Linked DNA regions of Homo sapiens: region 1 is linked to region 2. A link is an interaction called in ENCODE POLR2A ChIA-PET data of the cell type or tissue named here. Cell type or tissue: OCI-LY7. All regions are shown on one strand. Links, peaks and the distances in the headings refer to the core of each region. The heading gives the core; the rest is flanking DNA.

Region 1 (5,453 bases), core at 99-2,598, 140 kb after region 2:
ACACCCCAGGAGAAACAAAGCCTGAGTACGGCCTGGCTCTCCTGCCAGCCCTGCAGCCTCACAGTGACCTGTTTATTGCCCATCCCCAGGTGGCTGGGCCAAGGAAGGGGCCTCTGAGCCCAGCATGGATGCCTGCCTATGCCTGCCAGCGCCCTACGCCCCTCACACACCACAACACTGGCCTCTCCGTAAGCCGCTTCTATGAGCCTTGGCCAGCCCTGGGGGTTGGGGACAAGGGTACAGATGGGTGGTAGGTGGGGGATTGGAGCTGCCCACCCTGCCCCTTACCTAGGGCCCCTCCCTGCAGGAGGCTCTGGAGATACTGGCCGAGGCAGCAGGCTTTGAAGGCAGTGAGGGCCGCCTCCTCACCTTCTGCAGAGCAGCCTCGGTGCTCAAGGCCCTTCCCAGCCCTGTCACAACCCTGAGCCAGCTGCAGGGGCTTCCCCACTTTGGAGAACACTCCTCTAGGGTTGTCCAGGTAGGTGCTTACCATCCTAGCAGGGTGAGTGGGTGGGTGGGGAGGCCTTGGGGCCTGGTGAGACAGCAGAGGGTGCTGTGGGGGTGGGTGAGGACAGACAGTCGTGGGTGCTGACACTGCTCCAAGGCCTCAACAAGCCACCCTCTGCGCTCAGATTCCTCCTGTGCACACTAGCCATTTACTCCTGGGTGGCCTAGAGGACCCAGTGAATGGCGCTGTGAGGGGCCTGGCAGGGCTAGGGGTGACACTGTTGTCATTGTCATTAGTCCCAAACTGCCCTCCACAGTGGAATGAAAGAGAGCACCCTGAGTGTGAGCATCTCTTTTCAGTGCCCCAGTGTGTTTAGTTGTCCTTTAGTGCACTTTCATTGCAAGAATACACAGTGACAGAAGATGCTTTTAAATGAAGTAGTATTGAGTTCACATGTTCTGAAAAGCAATTGTTTATGTATCTTGGGACTTATTTGACTGAGAGATGATCCACGTTACCTGGCATCTCAGCTGCTGTAACTCCAGGCCCGAAGGAGCTTTGAGGCTGGAGCCCTGACCTCCCAGCTGTGTGGCAGCAACTTTGGTCACCTCCCTGGGCACAGTCTCCATTTCCAGGTCCTACTGGACCCTGACCTCACAAAGTTGTCTCTGCCGGGTGTTGGAGGGGACTGCCTCAGTCCTTGGGCCCCCAGCCCTGACCCTAACTCCCCGCCCTTCTCTTTCTTCCCACGCCCTCAGGCTTAGAGTTCTGCTTTGTTCCCTCCCCCAGGAGCTGCTGGAGCATGGAGTGTGTGAGGAGGTGGAGAGAGTTCGGCGCTCAGAGAGGTACCAGACCATGAAGGTGCGCAGGGCAGGGCTCGGACCTACCCCAGGAATGTCCTGCCCTGGGAATGACAACACAGTCCACACCATGCACGGGGAGGCAAACAGGGGCAGCTGACCCAGCCCAGGGGTCAGAGAAGGTCTTGCCGAGGAAGTGGCAGCTAAGCTGATACCTGATATGCACAAGGCAGCCAAGTGGAGACAGGCAAGGAAGAAGCTTGTTTTGAGGACAGAATTTTCTAGATCACTCAGCACCATCTGGCTTTTGGGGCTTTTTGTTTTATTTTGTTTTTGAGACAGGGTCTCGCTCTGTCGCCCAGGCTGGAGTACAGTGGTGCGATCACAGCTCACGGCAGCCTTGACTTCCTGGGCTCAAACCATCCTCCCACCTCAGTCTCTGGAGTAGCTGGGACTACAGGCATGTGCCACCACACCAGGTTAATTTTTAAATCTTTCTCGTAAAGATGGGGTCTTGGTAATGTTGCCTAAGCTGGTCTCAAACCCCTATGCTCAAATGATTCTCCTGCCTTGGTCCCCAAAATGCTGGGATTATAGGCATGAGCCACTTCGCTCTGCCTTGACTGTTTTTGATGGAATATTCTCAAGTAGATTACATGCTGTGGCATCTTAAACAGAGCACTGTGAACCAAATGTACCCTTGGGTGCTGCCACTGAGCATGCTGGGCTTGCCCTTGCCCGCCTTCTGCAGGACCTTATGTGTTATTTTCTCAGTGTTGTCAGCCTGCCTGTTTCCATGGCCACCTTCCCTCTGTTTCTGCTCACTCCTGGTCTGATAGGGAAATGCCGTCTGAGTTCTTTTGGATGCCTCGGGTGTGCCTGCTTTGACACCCTTCTGCCAACTGGCTTTGTGGCTGGAGGTGTCACAGCGGTGGCCACATGGATAACTGTCAGTGAAGTGTGGCTTCCTGGGTGGATGGGGCCTTGGGAGGTCACACAGAATGTTGTCAGGATTGACAGGGAGGGCTTCGAAGAGGAGAGACTTGAGCAGTGTGTGCAGGGCAAATGGGCTCAAATATGCAGGGAAGGGGGCAAGGGGCACTGGCAGGGACAGGGGACCAGATGAGTGGGGCCACCGTGGTGAGTGTGGGAGTGAGGGGCCTGAAGATGATGAAATCCCCTTGAAGTGGTGTGAGGTTAGTGAGTACTTTCACTGTCAGCCTCAGCCCCAGCCCTGAAGGCATCTAGGCTGGCAGAAAATTACATTAGTAATGAGAAGTTTATTAACAATATAATTGGGTTAATCTCATCATTTTTAGTCAGGATTCTTTGGGTTGCAAGTGACAGTGACCCACCCCACACCGTTGGTTCACAAAATAAAGGAAAGGAGGGCCAGCAGAGCCCAGGATGGGGAGGGCTGTGGCCGGTCTGCAGGACAACTGGGCTCAGCGACCTGGGTATCACCAGGCCACTCCTCCTCCCCTCTGCCCCTCTGCACGGTGGCTTCGCCCTCTCTTGCGACGCACCAGCTTCTTCCATCGGTTGGAAATGTGGCCACAAAAGGTGCTCGGCTGCCACAGGCTACAGCTTCTGCCACTGTGTGGGCCTGCCCTCAGTCTCAGATCCAGAATTCCTAGGGAGGGACTCTAGTGGCTGACCTGAAGCAGGTGACTTGCTTGGGCTGGGGCCCACCCTCTGTGGGAAGATATGTGAGCACCCCAGCCAGCCCTGCCAACTCTGCTCCTAAATCCACCCTTTTGATTGTTAACTCCTCATTGTTTTTTGCTGTTGGCTAAGGAGGAGAACCACAGAAATTTGTTCCACCTTCTGTTAGGTGGGAGAGGCATGGTTTTTCCAGTGACTTAGGAGCCCCTCGTGCTGATGTGTTAGGGTGACTGTTTTGATTATGTTGGAATCACAGGCTAGAGCTGTGTAAGTCCCTTTCATAGAGGAGAGGAGAGGGGTGTGCGTGGGTTTGTTCCCAGAGACGGCAGGCTGGGTAGTCAGGCTCCAGGTTTGAATCCTTGCCCTGTGGTCTACGGCAGGTTGCGAGTGGGGACGGCGCCTGCCTGGTGCATGGTGCTCCATGGGCCACACCGTCCCGGAGCGGGTGATCATCCGAGTCTAGCCATGAGAGCTCTGCCCAACCGGGCTACGCTCCTTCCCCACAGCTCTTCACCCAGATCTTCGGGGTCGGTGTGAAGACTGCTGACCGGTGGTACCGGGAAGGACTGCGAACCTTAGATGACCTCCGAGAGCAGCCCCAGAAACTAACCCAACAGCAGAAAGCGGGTGAGCCCTCCAGAGAGGCTGGGCCCTGGGCTTCCCTAAACTGCACCCTGGATCCCTCAGCATCAACTCCCTAGAGGGAAGGGAGCAGTCTGGTGCAGAGGGTTTGGTGGCAGCTTTGTGTGGTGGGCTTCCTGGGGTCTCCACCCAGTGCAGTCAGGATCTATCAAAGCCTTTTCTCAGTGGACGATGCTGACCACAGCAACTTCCATGATATGCCAGGGGCTTGTGTCTGCCTACTGGTTAGACTTTGACCAGTGACCAGGGACAGCCTGGGCCTTGGGCACACTGCCCAGTGTGGTGCTTGGTACATGGAGGCCTGCAGAGGTGGCACTGAGCAGCAGAAAGAACATCAGCTTTCAAGTTTGTTAGGCCTGGGTTTGAGTCTTATCTACCATTTGCCAGGTAGGTGACCATTGCCCAAGAAATAACCTCTCTGAGTCTGTTACATTTTCTGTAAAATGGAGAAGGAAGGCTGGGCATGGTGACTCACACCTGTAATCCCAGCACTTTGGGAGGTCAAGGTGGGTAGATCGCTTGAGCTCAGCAGTTCAAGACCAGTCTGGGCAACAGGGTGAAACCCTGTCTCTACGAGAAATACAAGAGTTAGCCAGGCGTGATGGTGGATGCCCGTAGTACCAGCTACTCATGAGGCCGAGGTACAAGGATCGCTCGAGCCCGGGAGGTCAAGCCTTGAGGCCAAGGTGGAAGTTGCAATGAGCTGAGATTGAGCCACTGCACTCCAGCCTGAGTGACAGAGCAAGACCCTATCTCAAAAAAAAAAAAAAAAAAAGGTGGGAAGGAATGAATTCGTAGGCTCCCCTGTGAGAGCCGGCAAGTGGCAGGTGTTGAGCAGATACTCTGTTCTCTCTGCATGGCCTGCCTGGCTACTCTGGCCACACCATCTGGGACCTCCCTTGGGTTGAGGGCTCTGCTGAAGCAATCCCCACAGCCCAGCAGGCACTGCCAGCTCCACTGCCTCTTCGCACATCTTCCCCCGGGCCACTGCCCAGTTCAGCTGACAGGAGGTGAGACCCGCAGAGCTGGTTCCTCTTGATCGCCTCTCCCCATGGCAAGAGTAGTCAGGAATGGTTAGCAGCGTTTACTGAGAGCTCACTGTGCCAGGTGCTGCTGTTCCTCACATTTAAACCTCTCCTTAGCTGGGTGCCATGACTCACATCTTTATGTAGTCCCAGCACTTTGAGAGGCCGAGGCGGGTGGATCACCTGAGGTTAGGAGTTCAAGACCAGCCTGGCCAACGTGGCGAAACCCTGTCTCTACTAAAAATAAAAAATTAGCTGGGTGTGGTGGCAGACACCCGTAATCTCAGCTACTCGGGAGGCTGAGGCAGGAGAATCACTTGAACCTGGGAGGTGGAGGTTGCAGTAAGCTCAGATTGCGCCACTGCCCTCCAACCTGGGCAACAAGAGCGAGACTCCATCTCAAATAAATAAATAAACCTCTCCTTAACTGCGTGTGGGAGGCTGATAGGTGAGGAAACAGAAGTAGGCCAGAGTGAGGTGTTCGTCATGGCAAAGCCATCTTCCATCCTTTTACCACCTCTTGGTCCCACTTTATGCATAAGGAAAAACAGCCATCAAAAGAGATAGCCTGTGGCATGACTGTATCAACATCAGTATCCTTATATTTGGTTGCAAAATTATAGTTTTGTAAGGGGTTAACCTTTTGGGGGAGCTGGGTAAAAGGCACATGGGATCTCCCTCTGTGCTATTTCTTTTAACTGCGAGTGAATCTACAACTGTCTCAAAATAAAAGTTTAAAATTTAAAGGGGGAGAGAAGATAGTGTCAGGCTTAGATTGGGATCTCACTCTGCTCCCTGCCCTAGCCTCACCTTCCTCGGAGGCCTCTCCTGGTCCTGCAATGACGGGGCCCCAGGTTGATCACCTCATGCTGG
Region 2 (16,184 bases), core at 4,698-7,197:
CCAGAGGCCATACCCAGCCCCCAGAATCCCACTCTTGGAGGGGCCCATGCTGCTCCCAGGAGAGCCGAGCCTCCCCAATAAGGGGAGTTGAGAGAGGGAAAGGATTAGGCTGGTGGGGTGGAAGACGGGCACCAGGGCAGTCATGGTAACCCGAGACCCCCGCCCCGCCTGCTGTCCACAGTGCTGGCCAAGAACAGCAAGCCGATCCACACGACCATCCTGAACCCACACGTGCACGTCATTGGAGAGGATGCCGCCTGCATCGCTTACATCCGGCTCACGCAGTACATTGACGGGCAGGGCCGGCCCCGCACCAGCCAGTCTGAGGAGACCCGCGTGTGGCACCGCCGCGACGGCAAGTGGCAGAACGTGCACTTCCACTGCTCGGGCGCGCCTGTGGCCCCGCTGCAGTGAAGGTGAGTGTTCTGTGCTAAGTGACAGCTGGGGCAGAGGGGTGGCGGTGGTGTGAGTGGCTGCAGCCTGGGGAGGCGATGGGGAGCGGTGGGGCCTGTGCAGAGCCATGCCTGGGAAGTCCCTGAGCTTTCCTGGTGAGGCCACAGGAATGATGTCAAATTAGGGACCACGGCAGGCTGGGTGTGGCAGGCCTCCCCAGAGGACTGGGGAGCTGGTGAGGGCCTGAGCAGTCCACACTGGCCAGAGCTGGGTGGGTTGCAGGTGGATGGGCCCCGGGCAGCACAGTCCTGGGCACCATGCCCTGTTTGTGAGGACTGTTAGAGCCCCAGATGGGCGTTCCCCAGGTGGTGGGTGCAGCGGGCCCAGAGCCCAGTTTTACAGGGATAGTAGTAATTGGGTTGGGCACCTTGAACCTCTCTCCCGAGTGGGCCCTTTTCTGGACTTTAACCCTCTCTGCAGTGCCGCATGGCAGACAGCAGAGCCTGGGGGTGGATGGGAGAGGGGGCTGCTGAGGAGCTGACCCACCCGCCCCATTTCAGAGCTGCGCCCTGGTTTCGCCGGACAGAGTTGGTGTTTGGAGCCCGACTGCCCTCGGGCACACGGCCTGCCTGTCGCATGTTTGTGTCTGCCTCGTTCCCTCCCCTGGTGCCTGTGTCTGCAGAAAAACAAGACCAGATGTGATTTGTTAAAAAAAAACAAAAAAAAAAAAAAAAAAAACAAGATGACGACGACAACCACAAAAAAAATTGACATCAGATGAAATGAAAAAAAAAAAAAACAAAAAAAACTAAAGGAAGGAAAAAGCTGTAAAAATCACTGGCATTCGTGGGGCCACTCCCCACCCAAGCTCCACGTGTGTCCGTCTGTGCTCCTGGCCTCTGGGGGACCAGCTGGGACATGAACTTGTCTGCCAGGCCCCCGTCGCGTGCTGAACGGTGTTAGTTTGTAGGTAACGCACACACCCCACACCTAAGGTGTCTGCATCCTCCTGCCAACGCATGGGCTCCACGTGGTGTGCTCGCTGGCTGTCGTGACTGTCAGCTGTCTCTTGGGAGGGGCTGTGGGGGCCCGCTGGGCTGCCTCCTTTCCCGCTAGTTGTGCCTGAGAGTTGCTGTTGTTCCTGCTTTCCCTTCCCTTCCTTTCATCCCCTGAAGGGCTAGGTGTGGGTTTTCCGTGCCCGGTATCCCCACACACCCAGCACGGACAACCCTTCGGCAGAGCCCAGGCCGGCCCCTCACCCCCTGGAGTATTGAAACTGGAGTCCCGTCCCCAAGGCCTTCAGAGATGCCCCTACACACCCAGGGCTCCAGCTCTGGTCCTTCTGGGGGAGTAAAGTGCAAAGAGGGGCACAGCTTAGTTTTGGGCCTCTCGCCGAGCAAGAGACAGCACTGCTGGCTACAGCTCCAACACAGCCAGCTGTGGCAAGAGGACTCTGCCTGGGCTGGCCCCCCTCCTGTGTGAGGTGTCTGTCCCTTCTCTGCTGGCCAGCAGCAGATGCACTGGCAGCTCCCAACCCTGTTTCCGCCCCTCGGCCCTCCCCCAGCCTGTTCGGCTTCTCTGCAGCCCGCAAGGGGGAGCAGACTTTTGACAAAGGACTGCGGGCCTCGCTCAAGTCCCTGAGCCCCCAGCTGAAGCTGGGAGGGGAGGCCAGGCTTTGTGTCTGGGCATATTCGTCTGCTGATGGGGTTTGGGGAAGCCTGGGGCTTGGGGTTTGGTCGGGTGGTGCAGCTAGTGGCAGAGCGGGATCAGAGGTGGTGGCTGCCCAGCTTCTGGGCTGAGACAAGGGTCTGTGCAGGGGTTTACTGAAGTGGGAGTGCCTTTGGAATCTGGGCCGGGAGCAGAAGGGAGCAAAAGCTACAGTGGGAGCCAGCCTAGGGCACATGGGAGGCGTGAGGGCAGTGCTGCCCGTGCAGTGTCAGGTGTGCCAGTGCCTTGGCGGGCTGCAGTGCGTGTGAGGGCACCTTCTAGGTGGGCCAGGGATGCAGCTATGGAGATAAGGCGGGCTGGGGACAGAAACAGGTGGGCACAGGGCCCAGGACACCAGCGGATGGAGGGCAGGGTCTAGCCCTGTGCTCCTGAGCGTCGGCTGCCTGGGTTCGAGGCGGTGGGTCCCCGGCCCCTTGTGATGGTGTGTACCATGGGGGAGCTCGGGGACAGGGCAAGCCCGAGCATGGTGGGGCTGCAGGGTGGGTCTGAAGCCAGGTTGGGTGGGGGTGGTCACAAGCCCTGACTGCAGAGGGTCAGGGGCTCCTGCCCCAGTGCCTGCCCACTTTCAATTCACATTGTTTTCAACAAGGATTTTCTTTATCTTCCCCTACAAATCAAGCCAAGGGAGGGGCACAGAATGGGGAACAGGACACAGGATCCTAAACTCCAAGGGGACTGTCCACCGATGAACACTCAGAGTGGACACCATCTTCCGTCCACGCTGTGCCCAGGACAGCTGTCCCCATCCATGAACACAGGGTAAACATCTGCCGGGCTCCGCACCAGTGGCTCCCTGGGCCATGGGACAGCGGCAGGGCTCACCACGGACAGCACGTGGCCCAGCAGCCGGCCACCCTGGCGTCCTGGGGCCTCCTCCCCTCCTCTCCCTCTCACCTTGTCACCTCCACGGAGCTGCCTGTCTGGGATAATTTGGGGATTTTTTTTCTGGGGGATAATTCTTTTGCATGACCCCTAAAGAGCAAGCCACACCGGTCTGCTAGCTAGGTGTCCGCGGTGTGGTGGTGGCGGCCGCTGGCCAGCGCTGCAAGGGGTCGGCTGCCCACGGTGCTGGCTGGCCTCCCCTCCTCTCTCTTTTTGCTGAGTTTCATTGTCTTTTCTTTCTGAGCCTTGTAAGTGTACAAAAATTATTCTTATTTTGTTCTGTCTCGGGAAACTGCAAATAAAAGAAAAACAGGACAAACTGCTTCAAGTGCAGCTGGGTGCTTTAGCTGGAATCCTGCCGACCTCCTGCGCCAAAATACAGACTCAAGCCCGGTCCCTGGCCAAGACCCTACTTGGGCCCCTCCTCCAATGAAAGGTAGTGCTATGGGAGCCCTGAGCTGGCCCTGACAGTCCTGAGCCCCTCTAGGGTGAACGGCTCACCCCAGGTAGGGCACTAGTCATAGATCATAGCTCTACCAGCTGTCTCCACCTCTTCCTCTGGTCCTCTGAAGTCTTCTGGGCCCAGCGCTGTCCACCCTGAATGCTGGAACTGAAACTGGATCCCAGCCCCCAACACCCCTGACCTCTCCATTCACCCCCGGTGGCCGCTAAGGATGTGGCCAGGGCAGCCTCTGGGCAGGAAGGAGCCCCAGGACCAAGACCTCTGGCTGTCCTGCTGTTTCCTTCCGCCCCTGCTACATGTATTGGCTATTCTGGATGCTGAGGACACACAGTGACCACAGAGCCGGGCTCCACCCCAGTGGATTATGCAGACAGATGGCACGCAGGCCTGTGTGGACATCAGCCTCGGGCACCAGACATAGGCAAGGCGCAAGGTGATACAGTAGGCAGCCACCATGGGGGCCAGGAGGCTCCAGCAGAGGCCACACAACCAGCCCAGAATCCAGGACAGAGAGCTGGAATGGAGACAGGGAAGCCAGATACCAGGCCAGACTGGCCAGGTGCTACAGGCCTGTGGGCCAGGCCAGGCTTGGGGACTTCGTCCTGGGTGTGAAGGAGACAGGCACCCCTGAGGCCTTCCCTCTGCATCTCCAGCCCAAGCTAAGCGCAAACTCTTAGGTTGGAGTAAGGAGTAACCCCCTGCCAAGTTTCTCCTGTCCTCAGGCTCCACCCACCACCTATGCTGCCTGGCCCCATGGGGCACACGCTCAGGCCCAGCCTGGGAAAGCAACTGCACCTGCCTGTGCTATGCTGGCCCTTCTCAGCCTCAATGCCCTCCTCCCTCCCCGACGCACCCTCGTGGCCCCCGCTGGGCCCCCTGATGCACCCTCATGTCTCCATGGCAACCTGCTCAGAGTGTGGCCCTGCCCTTGGCTCCCCTCCACACCTGTGTCCCAGGCAGTGCCACGGCACTTTCCTAAACAGAAGGATGGGCTTCAAAACAGTCCCAGACACTAAACACACCTGCATTTTGGGTCCAAGTAACTTCTGACAAGACGAGTGCCCCTACACACTCTCAGTCCTATCCACTATGGGCAAGGAGCCTGAAGGATCCCCCAGAACTGGCTAAAGCCCTCAGTCTCCTCCTCCACCCTGAGCACCTTCACGCGGCAGAGTGGCCCTGGATGTCAGCTTCTTGCTCCCCATGGTCTGCACCTGGACAGGTGCTCTCAGGTGTGTGGGTGGGCAGGTGGCAGGTCCCAAGAGCCAGGTGCAAAGAATCTAGGCCAGTGCCCACGAGTGCTGCAGTGTCTGTCCCCAGCATGGTATCTAGGGCTCCACTTGCCTATCAGCTGTAATCGGAGGAGGCTTTCCAGGCCAGGCCTCCCCCAGGAAGGCTGCAGGCACTGCGGATCGTGCGCCCTCACATGCATTATTCCTGAGGCCCTTCTGCAGATGCCATCAGGGCAGCAACTCTGATGAGGTATTAGGGCACAGCACACAGGGCTAAGCCACCCTGTACTGGGCCAAGCGCTACAGGCAAAAAGGACACCACCGACGGGCATTTCATTCATCGCTTTTATTTTTATATATTTTTGAGAGGGAGCCTCACTCTGTCGCCCAGGCTGGAGTGCAGTGGCGCGATCTTGGCTCACTGCAACTTCTCCCTCCTGGGTTCAAGTGATTCTCCTGCCTCAGCCTCCCGAGTAGCTGAGATTACAGGTGCCCGCCACCATGCCCAGCTAACTTTTGTATTTTAGTAGACATGGGGTTTCACCATGTTGGTCAGGCTGGTCTCGAACTCCCGACCTCAAATGATCTGCCTACCTCAGCCTCCCAAAGTGCTGGGATTACAGGCATGAGCCACTGCACCCGGCCCATTCATCACTTTTAAATAGCACCCTCTGAACAAAGCTCCCTGGGCCACATGACCCTAAGGGTTACCCCATCCCACCCCAACCCAGGTCTGGCAGGTCCTCAGAACAGGAAAAGCTGAGCACTGCCCAAGGCTGCTTGCTGGGCCAGTCAGAGAGGTCTCTGCCTTCCAGGATCAGAAGTACAGGCTGAAAGCAGCCTTGGGCCCGCCTCCCTGGGAGGCTACAGAGGCTTCAGAGGGTTCCCTGAACTCAAAACCAGATGTGAGACTTGAATTTGACTTACCCCTGGTTCACCTCCCAACCAAAGCAGGGGTCAGCTTTGGCTCCTCCAGGAACCAGGAAGCTTCCAGGTACCCTGTGGAGCCCCCTCTGCTCCTGAAAAGTTGCCACCTGTGCTTGGTGGGATGCCAGGTGGTCTCAGATTGACCCTGGGGTCAGCGGTGAGGGACAGGAAGCCTACAGCGGGATCAGGATGGGGATGGGGCCTCCTGTCCCATGGCTCTGCAGCTATGAGGCAGCTTTCCTAGGGTGGGTCTCCTGGCTGCAGCTAAGACCAGGCAACAGGATTCAGCAATGACAGGGCTTCTTCTACTCCAGGGCTCCCTCACCTGGTTAACAGCAAAAAAGAAAATACAGTTCCTGCTAGCAAGGTCTATAGAAAGGAGGTGAAGGAGTCAGGCCTGCAGCTACCTCTCCTGGACAGGAGCTGGTCAGGATAACTTGGACCCTTGCATGCGGCAGGCCCACAGGCACACAGCATGAGGCCACTCTCTCCCCCGGGGGAAGGGCTTGGTGAAGAAAGGATTCCCCTGAAGCACAAAGAAAGCACAGGACCACTGTGAAATTTCAAGACAACTTTATCCAGACAGGCGCCTCTCAAATAGAACACAGGGAAGTTAGGCAGCAGTTACTAAAATACAGTCTCGCCAAATGATTTACAACAGAACACAACAGGAGCAGGGGATCTGTGGGTGGGGCTGGGCTGGGCCCTCTATCTCACAGGGCCTGAGTCAAGCCAGCCCGCCCTGCAAGGCAGGGGCTGACCTGCAAGCGGAGATCTCACTTCCTCTTACCCCAAATTCATACCTCCATTTTCCCCGCCCCCATCTCTCCCCAGGGTCCTCAAGTGGGAAAGGGAGAGGTAGCATCCCTCGGATCCAGGCCCACTCCACTCCGTCTCCGGCACCAGTGGGCAGGCTGAGTCTGGGCCTCAAGGGGCCCTGGGCTTAGGGTATCTATGGCAGTAGGAAAATGACATGGACAGGCTCTTCAGGGGTAGGCTAAAGTCCTCTGGCCAGCAGTACCCAGAGAAAATGGGCAGCAGCAGGTAAACCAGCCAGGAGGTGGAGTCCTCTGAACCCACAGCAGACCCCACCCTCCTGCCCAGCCCCTGCCCACATTGGGGGTCAGGACCACTGAGACTCTGGTCAGGACAGTGGGTGCTCTCAGCAGTGTGGCAAGCTCAGAGCAGAGCTCCCAAGGACCATACCACACTGGTTCAAAACCCATAGGTGACACCATCCCAGCAGAAGCTTCCATGGGTGCTGGATCCCAGGGCTGCATCCTGAGCACAGGTGGGCAGACTGGAACATAACACTAGGACCCAAGGGATCCAGAACATTTTAGGCCCATCTCCTGGGCTGCTCCAGCCTGTTGCCATGACTTGGGCAGTGAGTGGGCCTCCTGCCAGGTGGCAGGGCACAGCTTAGACCAAACCCTTGGCCTCCCCCCTCTGCAGCTACCTCTGACCAAGAAGGAACTAGCAAGCCTATGCTGGCAAGACCATAGGTGGGGTGCTGGGAATCCTCGGGGCCGGCTGGCACCCACTCCTGGTGCTCAAGGGAGAGACCCACTTGTTCAGATGCATAGGCCTCAGGCGGTTCAAGGCAGTCTTAGAGCCACAGAGTCAAATAAAAATCAATTTTGAGAGACCACAGCACCTGCTGCTTTGATCGTGATGTTCAAGGCAAGTTGCAAGTCAAGGCAAGTGTCCCAGAGGCCCTGGGCAGCTGAGTGCACCTGTGTTTGATCTTCCCCTGATGATGGACACTCCCAGCTGACCATCCAAACACCAGGAAAACATCCCCCTTTCCTGGGCTCAGTTCCTAGTCTACTTGCTGGTACGAACCCAACCCACACACTCCCCGCCCACAATGCAGCTCCTTCCAAATCCTCCCACAAGCCACCTTTGTGGGACTTGGAAGCTGCTTAGGATGGGCCCTGCCCTCTGCGGGAAGCCAATCCTAGCAGAAAGGTAAGCTAAACAACAGTCTCAGAATCTGAGACCCAGTGACTGTTCCCCCCGCCCCAGGCCTTGGGCCTGAAGTGGGGGCCTGCCTGTGGCCTCTGTGGTGGGCTCACTCCCACCCCCAACAGTGGCCCCAGGAGAGGCTTTCCCAAGAGTCTTCAAACTCCACCCACCCCAGCCCTAGCATCAGGGACTCCCCACCCCCCACTGGAGTGTTAATATCATTAATGTACAAATAAGATCCAAAGATATACCAAAGATCGAGAAACAGCTGGCTCCGACCTCCCTCCCACAGAGCCTTCCCAGGGTTAGCTGAAAAAGAGCCCTTTGGCATCTACAGAAGCCAGTCGGAGTTTATGGTTTCATTTGCCCAAAAATACACCTTTGGGGACCTCAAATTCTTTCCAAGAATCACTACCACACATATGAATTTGAACATTCGCCACCCTTCCACCATCCATTTCTCGCAGGAACTTCAAAATAAAAATGGCCAGTCTGCCCCCACTCTGGCTCCTCGTCTATGGCTGTCTCTTCTTTTCCAGGGGCTGCAGTTCTGATGTGAATGATGGTGCCATTCCAGCATTGGGCCTCTGGCAGGCTGCATCACATGATGGCACAGCATGAGTTTTGTTTCCGGGCCTTGGAAAAAAACAAAGAGGAGCTGAGAAGGAGGACTGACGAAGTAAGGGAAGCCCCAATCCTGGCAGGCGTGGCAGAGGGAGCTCCACAGGACACAGCCAGGCAGAGAAACTAGCACTAGAACAGGGTGGGGGTGGAGGCCTTGAGGGAAGCTGTCCACAAGCAATTCCCATCACCAAGCACAAGGCGGGCCCCGGCTTCCAAAACTAGTCTGGGATCCTTTTTCCTTTCTTTTCTCACACCCCATTAATGCTATCAAAAAGTGAGTAAAATTCCTACAGTTAGGCCAGGTACAAACAAAGGACCAATAATACAAATGGGATTGGCAGAATATCTTAACTTTGCCCCACTCCTGTCTTCACACAATGCTATCTGACCACCACGGTGGTGTTTCTTCCTAGAAGATGGTCCTGAGGACAACAGATGTGGTTCCCACTTGGGATGTGGTTTGTGGGGACCACTGTTGCCACCTTCTCTCTTGCTTTCTGGTCACAGACTATCTTCCTAATCCCACCTAGCCATCTCCCTCCAATGTGCACATGAAAGCAAATGTGTGTGGACAGACCAAGTAAATTTGTCCCTATGACTATCCAACCATGGGCCAACAGTGCCATCTCCACATAGGAAGACATGAGCACTGACCTGAGAGAAAGCGGCAGTCAGCAGCACCCATCCTTGTCAATTAAATATTTTCTGTCAAAGGGAAATTAAAAGCTTAAGAACCTCTTCAGGAAGGCTGAATTGCTTGCATCTTAAAGACTTATGTCTACTCAGCAGAAAGAGGAATAAGATTCAACAGTAAATCTCTGGTGATCAGAACTTGAACCAGCCTTCCTGGACTGGGAGTAGGAGTTCAGAAATCAGCCAGAGCAGCAGAGGGCAGAGCAGAGGCAGGAGTGGAACAAGGCCTCGGCCCGCATCGACTCCAACGGCGCCCAAGTGAACTGCCTCCAACCACCTGGGCCTGAGGCGCTCACCTTAGGCTCTTGCCGCACAAGGAATCATCCACCATGATTCAACAGTCTAAGAAAGACCCGTTCATAGTGGAGAGTGCCAGAAGCAGCAAGCTGCGACTGCTCTCTAGAGAGAACACCCAGGAGGCAGCAGGTGCTGGGTACTCACAGTTTTATAGAAGGCTTTAGACTGTGTTCCCAGCACCTCGGATTTGGACACCAAGTCATCTAGCTTCTCACCTCGCTCTAACAGAGACTCCATGGTGTTGTGCTGGACAAAAAAGAAAAGAGAATCCAGCTCTGTTCAGTACGTGCCCTGACATGAGCCCCTCATATTTCAGTCATGGGGGAAAGTGCCTTACCTGGGTTCCTCTCCAACACACACAAACTTCACCTCTAGGTGTCGAGACTCGGTCCAAGAATAGTTACTGTCCAAGTGGATGGAACAGAACCTGGTGACATTCCCGTGAAATCTAGAAGATCTAACTGGGATGTAGCAGACTTCCCAAAAAGCTGTCCCCAGCACAGGCTTAGATAACCAGCACTCCAGGAAAACTCATATATATATATACACACACATTTATATATACATTTGTGTGTGTGTGTGTGTGTGCACGCACATGTGCGTGTGCATGGAGCTTTGGAAAAAAGAGTAGCTGGGCACTATATGATTGTACTGGGTTGGAGAGTGACCCACACCGCACCCCCCAACCCCAACCGCATCCCAGAAATTAACATCCCCAGAATCTCTGAATGTGACCATATTTAGAAATAGGGTCTTGGCAGATGTAACTAGTTAGGAAGAGGTAATACTGGATTAGGGTGGCATCTAATTCCATGACTGATGTCCTGGTAAGAAACGGAAACACACACACAGAAGGTCACGTGACGGCAGAGGCAGAGCCTGAAGTGATGCACCTCTAATCCAAGGAATGCCAAGGATGGCCAGCAGCCACCAGAGGCTGGAGAGAGGCCTGGGACAGACACTCAGAGCCCCAAAAGACACCAGCCAGGCCCACAGAGCTATCTGTTAAAAGCAAATATTTGAGGGTTTCTGTTGACAGCAGCCACAGGAAACAAAAGGCGGTGGGAAATGGCTATTGAGCACTTGATGTGAGGCAAGTCCAAACTGAGCAGCGCTCTGAGTACAGACACACCAGATTTCAGATGCAAACTCACACATGCTTCATTAGTAAGTTTTATACTGAAAAAAAAACAAGTTTTATACCGATTACATGTTGGAAAAATTGTATTTGGATATACTGCGTTAAGTAAAATATATAATTAAATTAAATTCTACCTATTTTCCTTTTATCATTTTAAAATATGGCTCCTAGAAAATTCTAAGTTACACACATGCCCCAAATATATACCAGACAGCACTATGACAGAACATGTCCTGCCTTCTAAATGGGCTATGTCCTAAATGTCATCACTACAAACTCTGACTTAGGAAATGAAAACACTGACCCCATGGGAAGGGGTCTAGAGATGGAGACCTCACAAGAGCCAGCAGCTCTGCTGCCAGGGCCCTCAGGAAGCAGCAGCTCGCTTCTCTCCTCAGATGGCCACTGCTGCAGCAGCTAGATGCACACATGAAGCGCCATAGAACAAGGAGCCAGCAAGAATGTCCTTCATCCCTACACACAGCTGAGCGACTCAAATTTTTAACACAGAAAGTTAACTGATTCAGATATGCACACCAATCATCTAGATTTTACAACTGCAGCTAGATGAGGCTGGGTGAATAGGACTCATCCACTCCCCACCGTGGGGAGAGGAGAAACAGCGGGTGTCCCAGGTGTCATGGTACTCAGACTAGGACTTGAGCAACAGAAAGAGATGGCTTGAGGAGAAAACGGAGAAATGCCACCTAGGTGGTAAGAAAGCTCACAAGGTTTCAAAAGACACAGATACCATGAGACTTTCACATCTATCGTTCATTCCAAAGCCACGTTATTTGGAGTGCAGTCAGCACACCTGTGTTTGAAGCCCCTGGGATGCTTTTTATAAAATGCAGGTTCCCAGGCTCCATCGCAGGCCAACAACTCCAACCCCAGGAGACGCTGATGTACACACTAAAGCTATGCCTGTGTAAATGGTAAAGCTTTGTATGTGGGTTTCAATCCACTCCAGGTATCTATCAACTGCTGAGCATGGTATAAACTAGGCACTGTATCATGAGCAGGATGGAAAGATGTCCCAGTGCTCATACGCTGGTCAGGGAGACATGTAAACAAGCAGTGACAAAACTGTGACATCTGGTCAGAAAGGCCCAACCTTCAGGCGCCTGTGTGTGAGCTGGGCAAGAAAGGGTATAAGAGAGAACAGGGCCCAGTCAGGAGACTGTGAGTTAGTTTGCACTTTATCCTGGGGCGGATCTGAGAGCTGCTGAAGGGTTCTAAGTTGTGCAGATCAATGACTACTCTCTGGTGGACAGACTGGAGGTGAGCAGGAGGCAAGGGGACCACTTAGAGGCAAAGGCTGTAAGAGAAAAACCTGAGAAAAACAGATAGCTGCTTACATTCCACTTGTATGCAAAAATTTAAAAAAAAAGAGTTGAAGCAACAGTTACAAATCAGGAGATTTCAGCTCAAAATGCAGGGTTCTGGCTCTTTTCAAAGGGGCCTATGTGACAACCCTGGGCCCATATTCCAGAAGCTGCCCTGTGGTCAGTGCACGGTGCTTCAATCTGTTCACCTTCAATGCAAACGCTGCAAGGGGAGGCACCTGTGGGGTGTGGAGGCACCCGAAACCCTAACAAAGGCACCAGGGTGGGAATCCAGGTCTTCAGAAGCCAAACCCTAGGAACCCAGTAAATGGTCAGACAGGCAGTAGCCATGAGGAAGGGAGACTTGAGGGTTCCACTGGTTCCCAGCTTGGTCCCCTAGAAACAATGGGTGCCATTAACCAAGAGAAGGGTATAGGAAAGACAGTCTGATGCCCGGGGTGGGGGAAGGGGTGGGCAATCCCACTTGCTGGAGAGTGCCGTGGTTACTATTATATTAAAACGAGGATGGATCTGTGCATGCCTGGCCAGTGGAAATCGCACCCCCGCCTCAGTTCTTGGGCTTGCTCTCCATCTTCCTGCTTACCAGAATGATTTTGGTCTCATCTAGTTCGGCCTGCACTTTAGTCATGGGATCAGCTTCTCGTGGGTTCTAGGAAAGAGTGAAAAATAATAAAGTCAGGACTGGAGTGGCTACCTGCAAACAAAACCTAAAACTGAGGAAGCTGGACAAACTTTCACAGGTTAAAAACCACAGCCTGGGCCGGGCACAGTGGCTCACGCCTGTAATCCCAGCATTTTGGGAGGATGAGGCGGGTGGATCACCAGAGATCAAGAGTTCGAGACCAGCCTGACCAACATGGTGAAACCGTCTCTACTAAAAATACAAAAATTAGCCAGGCGTGGTGGCACATGCCTGTAATCCCAGCTACTCGGGAGGCTGAGGCAGGAGAATCGCTTGAACCCAGGAGGTGCAGGTTGAGTGAGCCGAGATTGCGCCACTGCACTCCAGCCTGGGAAACAGAGTGAGACTCCAACTCAAAAAACAAAAAACAAAAAAAAAAACCCACAGCCTGTTTAACATGTAACAGAAACCCAAAGCCTGCCTAGAGCTTGGGTTCCCCGGTCTGAACGTAGATTCTCTGTTTTCCAAACAGTAAGGCTTGAGAGAGGACACCAGCATCAGAAGCTGTCAGAAGTAATTAGACCAGAACTATCAGGGCAGTTGGCTTTTTCAGTTTCACATGGATTCTGGGCCACATGGTGTCTGCTGAAGCTTCCTTTAACCCTACCTGGTATCTACTGAGGTGACCATCCAGGGCTGGGTAATGGATTGTAGCAGGGGATCCTACTGGCCAGTCTATCCTGTCGACTTGCTTGGAGAATTCATCTAGTACCTGCAAGACAAAGGAGACTCAACAAGCCTCCCACTGTGCACTCACCAGTGGTCTCAATGACAGGGCTTCACCCCTGAGCACCTCACCCTGAATGAGGCTCCTTGGCCTTCACAGCCCAGGAAGGAGGAATGAGGGGGACATATAATGGCAACAGAGAAAATCTAGGCTAAAGTTCTTTCCAAATTTTTATCATTAAAACATATCCTAAATATTCTGAGAATCAAAAGTATGCCCAGCCCGAGATGAACCTCACTTGGGGAGTAATAAAGGTATTTGAATTTTAAACTACAGATTTCCAGAAAAAAGGGGCACTGGTCCTCTAATTTTCCAAAGCAATTTTTTAAAAAAGAGAATTAGGTCCCCTAGATTTAAGAAACCACCAGATTCCATGTGTTTGGAGGTATTTTGGTGCTCTGGGGTATAGGATGAAGCCTCTGACTTCAAAGAGTTAATATTAGTAATTAGCACCGTACGCAAAAAAATTTAAAGAATGCTTAGGTGCTAAGCTCTGTGGTGCAACTGACTGACATCAAGGTAGAGGGATGCAGCAACTGCAGGAGGCAATGGGGAGAGTGAAGGCATTCAAGAGGGAGACTCCTTGAGCAGAAGCACAGGGGGCGAGAACACAAGGCACAGCTGTCTCCGAGGGTCCCATCCCAGAGAATAGATGCTATGACTCAGTGGCCTAGACCCAGCTCACATGAGGGACAGCACCGGGGAGGAAACCCATACAGGGATGCCAAATTGTCTCTTGGGTTGCAGGGAAGGGGGCTGAAAAATGTGTTGACTTTGGACACATCATTTCATCCCTTATGTCTCAGGGACTGCCATCAACCCCTGTCCCAGTCCATAAATGTGCCCATTCATCATCCAAGTCCAGGAGAGGCAAATAAAAAACTCACCTTCTCCAGCAAGGTAAAGGCCACCCGGGATGGGTATTCATTGTCAGCAATGACCACACCTGCAAGACTATCATTCCGGACGTAGACGTGGCACAGATAGTCTAAGGAGACAAGAGATCAGACACATGGATGCTGACATGAGGGCTTCAGACTTCTTTTAATCCCCCCAAATCAAAGCATCCAATGTTAGGCCAAATGAAGCCACTCGGAAGCTCAATAGCTCTGGGCAAGTCTTGTGGAGAGGCTTAGCAGCACAGCCCAATGGGCCACACACAGGAGCTTGGCCCAACGCCTGCTTTAGGACCAGTAAATACCCAGAGGCCCAGTATGCAAAGCCAGGGCTTAAAGAAACAGCCAGTGGTGCAGAAAACACACCCTTGACAACATGGCCCCAGGAGCATTTCCAAGTGTATTCCTTAAGCTCGGGTCAGGCCAAGCTATATCTTAGGGATCTGGAGCCCTTGGGGCTCTGTGCTGCTCCCAAACTTAGGGAACCCTGGACAAGCCAAGAGGCCTCTGCTTTCTTAAAAAATCTTTTCAGAGCAGCCAAAAGACAGGAAATTACCCCCCAGGGCCTCAGTCTTCCATATTATAGCAACCTGCTGGGTTTGCTCCACTCTGGTGGGTGACTGGGAGTAGGGGGGTTAGTCTAGAAAAAGATTAGCTACTGCCAGCTAAGGCCTCCAGAGCACTGTGCTAAAATCCTCATATGATTGAAAGGTACAGTTGTACAGGTCTTCCGCAAAATATTCACAATCCACAGGATTGTTCATTTCCATCACTTTGAAAGGATTCAGAGTTGATACAGCTAACCATATCCCCAAGGAAAGAGAAATGTAAGGATTACAGCTTACAAATAAGAACCTTCTTGTCCTTAAGGATCTGACCCAGAAGATTCCAATGCTAAACAACAGAAAAACAAATAAAAGAGGAGGGAATGATGGTGAGCCCCTGAAATCAGAAAAGAGCAGAGATAAATGAGAACAAGAATGAGGAGGAGGAAGAGGACAGGGGGTTGTCACCAATGCTCTCCAGATTTTGTATACCATCCCCAATTAAGATTCAAACATGGGGTCAAAGTGCATACCCTCCAAAGAAACTGAGAACCTGGTCAGTGGAGGAATTGTCTTTAAGTAATAAACGTGGGAAGGGCAGGCACAGTTTGAAGAACAGAGCAAGAACACTGAAATATTTGTGATGCGATTTCACTTCTATGATGTTAATAGCACAGAGATCCCACATAAAGTGTATATAGTCAATCCTGCCTGTATCATAACTGACATTTATATCATCAATTCAGTAACTCTATGTCACGTGACTTGAGGTTAGCATAAGTGTGAGATGATCTTTGTCCCTACCTGATGAAACTCATGTAACTCTTTCCTGATCTGTCTGTATAACATACACATCTAAATAAATGCCTAAACCTGAATTATCAGAAAGAAAAAATAGTTTTTTCAGATTCCTGATCAAAAAATCTACGATGCACAGAATACATATAGTACCTCAACAGTGCTAGCTGGAAATCCTTTTTTGAGGGGTCTGCAACTCTGAAGAGGATAGGGAAGAATACGATATGAAGGCTGCTTACTGCTCCAAAAGAGTCAGACCCTAATCTTAAATGAGTCTAAGTTTGAGGGCAATTTTATCTGGGAAGCTCAGACTTCAACAGTGGGCACAGAATTCTGCATAAATAGGAAAAGGAAGAGGTGGGAAAGAGAGAACAAGCTAGAGGAGGAGTAGGGTCCCAGTAGAAAGGAGAAAGCTGGGTGCTATGTGAGGTGAGGCATGGCAGCCAGGCCAGCACACGCACAGAAGTTGGAGGGTCTTCTTACCTTGTTCTTTGACAGAAGCTCTAGTGCCTTTCGATGAGCGCTCCACAATCAGTTGACTCGTGAAGGTCATGAATTCCTGAACGCTAAGAAACACAAAATGTATTTATTGCCTACTTCTTATCACCTTGTCCCCAACACAGTGGAAAGTGACCTCTGGGCTTATACATTAAGTAGACATTGCTTCTTGGTTTCATTCCTTTCCCTCCCATCCCTAGTAACAAACACTCTATAAATGAGCACAAATACTGATAATTATGAATTATCATCACCATGAAAGCTCCATCTGTTTGCTACCTGGCTCACCAAAACAGGTGAATTTTCTGGGGGGTTTTTCCACAGGATACAGTCAATTTTACATT

What was found. ChIA-PET counts read pairs that join two places held together with the same protein. Peaks named below come from ENCODE experiments on the same cell type or tissue, not always from the same donor. Only the 100,000 strongest peaks of a DNase experiment are listed, where the experiment ranks them.
Region 1: POLR2A ChIA-PET joins it to region 2 with 8 read pairs; 16 of 35 experiments call an interaction of 5 or more read pairs at or near these places.

Annotation. Positions count from the first base shown.
Region 1 is chr7:44,074,596-44,080,048 of GRCh38, reverse strand. It overlaps POLM (DNA polymerase mu), which reads left to right. Exons shown (of 11, transcript NM_013284.4): 3 at 90-188; 4 at 308-478; 5 at 1,238-1,309; 6 at 3,420-3,540. Among named protein-coding and RNA genes, the nearest start is that of MIR6838, 3.9 kb to the right of the region's middle. RefSeq lists an enhancer at 1-492. In OCI-LY7, for the core only: no CTCF peak of the experiment used is centred there; no DNase peak of the experiment used is centred there.
Region 2 is chr7:44,204,292-44,220,475 of GRCh38, reverse strand. It overlaps YKT6 (YKT6 vesicular SNARE protein), which reads right to left. Exons shown (of 7, transcript NM_006555.4): 2 at 15,826-15,908; 3 at 13,991-14,091; 4 at 12,984-13,088; 5 at 12,278-12,343; 6 at 9,352-9,453; 7 at 6,182-8,229. The coding sequence ends at 8,194. It overlaps CAMK2B (calcium/calmodulin dependent protein kinase II beta), which reads left to right. Exons shown (of 24, transcript NM_001220.5): 23 at 182-416; 24 at 954-3,322. The coding sequence ends at 414. Among named protein-coding and RNA genes, the nearest start is that of YKT6, 11 kb to the right of the region's middle. RefSeq lists a silencer at 1,864-2,176 and enhancers at 1,917-2,462, 2,463-3,010, 5,420-6,335. In OCI-LY7, for the core only: CTCF peaks have their summits at 5,767 and 5,972; DNase peaks (open chromatin) are centred at 5,935 and 6,365; H3K27ac peaks cover 537 bases.